2 separate regions of the Homo sapiens genome follow, and region 1 is linked to region 2. The links are chromatin loops, found by intact Hi-C in ENCODE. Cell type or tissue: Caco-2. All regions are shown on one strand. Links, peaks and the distances in the headings refer to the core of each region. The heading gives the core; the rest is flanking DNA.

What was found. A loop is a pair of places that touch in the nucleus more often than their neighbours do. Peaks named below come from ENCODE experiments on the same cell type or tissue, not always from the same donor. Only the 100,000 strongest peaks of a DNase experiment are listed, where the experiment ranks them.
Region 1: a loop joins it to region 2, with 3 times the contacts of the local background. A loop is called at or near these places in 2 of 110 quality-filtered maps.

Annotation. Positions count from the first base shown.
Region 1 is chr14:22,612,910-22,615,815 of GRCh38, forward strand. ABHD4 (abhydrolase domain containing 4, N-acyl phospholipase B) reads left to right here. Exons shown (of 7, transcript NM_022060.3): 7 at 1-54. Among named protein-coding and RNA genes, the nearest start is that of ABHD4, 16 kb to the left of the region's middle. In Caco-2, for the core only: no CTCF peak of the experiment used is centred there; a DNase peak (open chromatin) is centred at 1,422.
Region 2 is chr14:22,816,988-22,819,854 of GRCh38, forward strand. It overlaps a transcript of SLC7A7 not described here. Among named protein-coding and RNA genes, the nearest start is that of SLC7A7, 3.0 kb to the left of the region's middle. In Caco-2, for the core only: a CTCF peak has its summit at 1,328; a DNase peak (open chromatin) is centred at 2,694; H3K4me3 peaks cover 245 bases.

The DNA of each region.
Region 1 (2,906 bases), core at 280-2,779, 200 kb before region 2:
GGGTACATCTAGCACATAGTTCGTGTTCAATAAATGTTTGTTTTCATCATGCCACGGGAAGTGAGATATACCAAGTATTCAAAAAAGTGTTCAAATCATTACTAACAGTGCTTGCTCTGTGCTGGCTGAGTCCAGCTGGGCCCAGAATTCCACGGTTCTAAATGGCGCATATTCCATGTGCATAGGCTGATTGAAAATGTATTAAACCTAAATTTTAAAAAAAAAGCACATGATACTACACATGTCATGATGAATGAATAGACAGAACTCCTCCTGAATATAATTACAAAGTTCTGATCCATCTCAGGACCCTGTGTCTTCTCTGAGGATTTTTATAGGGAGGAGAAGGCAGGTATATAGAGCTTACTACATGCCAACCACTAGGGCTGCAATAGTGAAGAAACAGAGAGTGTCTGCCTTTGTGAGAAATTCCAGTTCACTCAAAGAGATGCACCTAGTCAAAATATTATGTAAATCAATGTAAAATTGCTAAAGTGCTACCCGTGAGAATTGAGAAAACCTCCTGCAGAAGTGATGGCAGCTGTGCCTGAAGGCAGGACCAGGGAAAGGGGAAGGACTGTCTGGAGAGAGGGGCGACTGCAAAGGCAGGTGGCTGGGAGAGAAGTCTGGTGAGATCAGTAGGGACCAGCTCAGCAGATCCTCTGGCCACATGAAGAATGTTGTGTTCATTCTAAAAAGCAATGGAAGGAAATGAATGGGGGTCAGGGTGGGGTAGGGAGTGTGACAAAATCAGCCTGAGATTGAAAGAGCCATTCTGGCTGCTCTGTGGAGTTCAGATGAGAGGGGGATGAGAACTTTGAGGCTGCTGCAGTGGTCCAGGCCAGAGCTGATGGTAGTTTGGACTTGGCTAGGGGCTAATGGACACAGAGAGGGGAAAAATGCAAAAGATGCTTAGATGGTAAAATCTAAAAGACTTAATATCAACACTGCATGACCCTACCACCCTCTTGAAGAACGGGCCAAGTGAGGCAGTGGTTACCAAACCCAGTCACATAACAAAACAACCTGGGGGTATTTTTTTTTAAATATAGATTCCTGAGCTGTATTCCCTAGAGTTTGATCTGGTTAACCTGAATGGAGTCTGACCGTGAAATCTACATTTAAACACATTCCTAGGAGATTCTGGTGCCCTGTGTCTGCAGGAACTGGTCTAAGGGACTCTGTCTCTGACATTTGACCCAGAAGGCTGGGTAGAGTAGGGCCTGTGCCCCTGAGAGTTCATTCTGCTTGCTCCAGAATCACTTTTTTTTTTTGGAGGTAGCACAACATGCTGATCTGCTTTTTCCAACTCAACACGAGGCAAACACATTCTTCAGGAGCAGACGCAAGAAGAGTCTGAGAAAGGTCACCCAGAGTCCCCTGTTTATACTACATGGTCTGCACGCATGGGCACAAGCCAGCACGCAGACACACACCCCATCTGACAGGAACATTCCTAACATTCCACTAGGTGGGACTAAGAAATTACTATGAACATTCTACCCAATCAGCACAGTTTCTGGGTGGGCACTAAGGATTTATGGTGACAGTTTGAACCATAAATCCAGGCTCCTCAAATGCCTAGCAGTTTAAAAGGAGAGATTCCACAGACAGACATTAAAAGGACTGTGACTCAACTTAAGACCCAGGTGGTACTGCAGTATTCAGCGACTAGCAGAAAATGTGCTAAATTTAACTTCCTCCTCGGTATAGACACCAAAGTATGTGTGCTAAAAATGTAGTCTGGTTTCATTGCCAAAACGGTGGTGAAATCTTGATGAGTACCTCTTTCCATTCTGATCCATGACCCTGCAGGTACAGTTCATGGCCAGATAGAAAAGACTCCTACTCTTTTTTTTTTTTTTTTTTTTTTCACTCTGTTGCCCAGGCTGGAATGCAATGGTGCAGTCTCGGCTCGCTGCAACCTCTGCCTCCCAGGTTCAAGCAATTCTCCTGCCTCAGCCTCCTGAGTAACTGGGACCACAGGCACCCGCCACCATGCCCAGCTAATTTTTGTATTTTTAGTAGAGATGGGGTTTCACCATATTGGTCAGGCTGGTCTCGAACTCCTGACCTCAGGTGGTCCACCCACCTTGGCCTCCCAAAGTGCTAGGATTACAGATGTGAGCCACCGCGCCCAGCCTAAGACTCCTACTCTTAACTGATAACAAACACAATGTCCAATGAATGGTGCACAAGATTTTTTCTCATTTTGTGACTTTTCAATTCATACAGAGTCCTCGGATGAGGTCTGGAGGGTCCTTTCTCTCAGTCTCCCTTCCTTTTCTGTCCTTCCTCAGGGTCCTGGTCTATCTGGCAGAAGCAAGAAAGCCACTTGAGATTCTGAGGGTCTGTCTCAACCCCATCCTGGTGAAATATCTCAAGATAAACATTCTCCTCTCGCTATTATAATATTGACGGTTTTTTGCTGGGCGCGGTGGCTCACGCCTGTAATCCCAACACTTTGGGAGGCCAAGGCGGGCAGGTCACTAAGTCAGGAGTTCAAGACCGGCCCAGCCAACATGGTGAAACCCCATCACTAATAAAAATACAAAAATTAGCTGGGCGTGGTGGCAGGCACCTGTAGTCCCAGCTACTCGGGAGGCTGAGGCAGGAGAATCGCTTGAACCCGGGAGGCCGAGGCTGCAGTGAGCCGAGGTCACACCACTGCACTCCAGCCTGGGCGACAGAGCGAGACTCTGTCTCAAAATAATAATAATAATAATATTGACTTTTCTTTTTTATACTTTAAGTTTTAGGGTACATGTGCACAACGTGCAGGTTTGTTACATATGTATACGTGTGCCATGTTGGTGTGCTGCACCCATTAACTTGTCATTTAACATTAGGTATATCTCCTAATGCTATCCCTCCCCCCTCCCCCCACCCCACAACAGTCCCTGGTG
Region 2 (2,867 bases), core at 368-2,867:
ACTGGGCCAGACACACTGCTAAGGACTTAAGCACATTATCTCATGGAACCTCCAGAGCTCATATACTCTTAATCACACAAGTATACTATCTCTCCATCTCCCCATCCCCCTGGCCTGCCTTAGTCTCTAGGCCTTCCTTTTATTTTTTTTTTTTTTTATTTATTTTCTTTTTTTGAGACAGAGTCTCACTCTGTCCCCCAGGCTGGAGTGCAGTGGCACGATCTTGACTCACTGCAACCTCCACCACCTCCTGGTTCAAGCAATTCTCATGCATCAGCCTCCTGAGTAACTAGGATTACACCTGGCTAATTTTTGTGTTTTTATTTCGGTATTTTTATTTTATTTTATTTTATTTTATTTTATTTATTTTGAGACAGACACTTACTCTGTCGCCCAGGCTGGAGTGCAGTGGTGCAATCTCGGCTCACTGCAACCTCCACCTACTGGGTTCAAGCAATTCTCCTGCCTCAGCCTCCCGAGTAGCTGGGATTACAGGTGCACACCACCACGCCCAGCTAATCTTTTTTGTTTTTAGTAGAGTCGGGGTTTCACCACATTGACCAGGATGGTCTTAAACTCCTAAACTCAGGCAATCCGCCCACCTCGGCCTCCCAAAGTGCTAGGATTACAGGCATGAGCCATTGTGCCCAGCCTAATTTTTGTATTTCTAGTAGAGACGAGGTTTTGCCATGTTGGCCAGGCCGGTCTTGAACTCCTGGCCTCAACTGATCCACCTGCTTCTGCCTCCCAAAGTGATGGGATTACAGGCGTGAGCCACCGATGCCACCTTAGACCTTGCTTTTGGACAGGAATTATCTACATGAATTACCTGGGGGAAGATGTAAGCAGACTAGATTAAAAAGAAAGAAAGCCTCTGTCATCCTTCAGTCTATAGCCTAGACGAAAGGCTCCAACAAAGTTTGTTAATCTCCTTCCTGGCTGCCCCTCCCCTTTCTCATTCTTTGCAGGGATAAGAGGTGATTACAAGTCCTCTTGGCAGTGCTGCTATTGCTAGGGTGCCCACTTCTAAAGCAAACAAAAAAAAAAACACAAACACATCATCACGCCTGCCCTTTTAAGACCAAATTCACTGGCACCAAGGGGTGGGCATGTGTCCTAATATGACGTAAAAGAAAGGAAGGAAGGAGGGACAAAGGAAGGGAAAACTGTGAGGGGGAATGGAGAGAGAAGTGTACAGGGTTTCATTCCTGACTGGTAGCATCTGAAAAGTGAAGTCCTATCCGTGGAATTTTGAGACAGAAATCTGCTGGGGGTAAAACCCACACTCCAGCAAACAGCACGCCCTAGTGGTAGCACCAGGAAGTGCTAGTGGACTCTAACCTACTTCAGTCTGCCCGTGCGCACTAGGCAAGGGAGGCTGCCATGCATTGAGAACATGAAGACCCCCTCTTTTCTCAACCACTACCTAGCACCCTGGACAAGAAGGCACCATCTTTGGCAGCTCACATTTCTCCCTGAGACCCTGGGTCTTAGGGTAATGCTTCCACCATTCAGGCAGCCCCACCATTCAGGCAGCCTGGGACCAGCAACACCCCTAGGCTCTCCCAAAGGGGCTCTTCTACCCCAGGTTTTTGGTTTTTTTTTTTTTTTGGTTTTTGGGTTTTTTTTACCCGAGATGGAGTTTTGCTTTGTCCCCCAGGCTGGAGTGCAGTGGCACAATCTCTGCTCACTGCAACCTCTGCCTCCCGGGTTCTCCTGCCTCAGCCTCCCAAGTAGCTGGGATTACAGGTGCCCGCCACCGCGCCCAGCTAATTTTTGTATTTTTAGTAGAGATGGGGTTTCACCATGTTGTCCAGGCTGGTCTCGAACTCCTGACCTCGTGATCCTCCCACCTCAGCCTCCCAAAGTGCTGGGATTAAAGGTGTGAGCCACCGTGCCTGACCCACCCCAGGTTTTACATGAGAAACCCCATAAGATAACAGCAGCCCTTGTTGCCTTTCCCTGTCTGAGATGCATTCATCTCTGAACACCCAGTGAAGATTACAGGACAACACACTCATCCTACAGCTTGTGGAAGAAATTTGATTCAGAAACTGGCAGCAGGGCCTCCAGTATGCAGTGCTGGGCAGGACAGCCAATGGAGCCCCTCACCCTAACCTCACCCTCGAATGACAACACCAAAACACAATTTCTCCAGGAACTAGTACATAATTCGGGGTCTTGGCTCCTCAGCCAAGCTCAGGGAACTACTATAAGAACACACTTTCTCTCCCAGAGACCCCATGTCCTGCCTTCCTGGCTCCAATCAGTCTGTGCTGCCTCCCCTAACAACAGAAACAGAAAACAGATACACTCTGGTATGACTAGATTTCCCCATCACTCCAAGCTAGAAGCTCAGCTCCTCCCTCCCCAGTTCTCTGTTTGTTTTTCTATATTCCACTGTGGCTAAGACAGTCTCTTTAAAAAAAAAAAAAAAAAGTGAAACAAAAAAGAAATTGTTTACTCCTGTGGCCAGGGCTTCCATTAAGGAAGGGCTGAAGTCTCTGGGCAGAAGGTTCAGCCCAGGGAGGGACAGGGCTGGGATCAAGAAACAGGAGGCTCTTGGGTCTCCATTCAGCCAATTTTTAGGACTCCATCCTCCTCCTGCACTTCCCCTCTCGCCCATTGTCCCTCCTCTCCCACCTCTTACCTGTCCAGTGACCTTTGGGCAGGTGCGGGGAGGAGGGGCTACCAGCTGAGTCAGGGGAGAGGGGAAGGTGCTAGTTAGGAGAACCAAGCGTATCGCTCATGCTGCAACAGCTGTTGACTCTGAGGAGCAGAAAAAGCAGAGGGTAACGGGGACTGAAATGGAAAACAGGAAAACACATGTGTGACTCTGGCCGGCAGCGGGGAGGGGCCAGGGGACG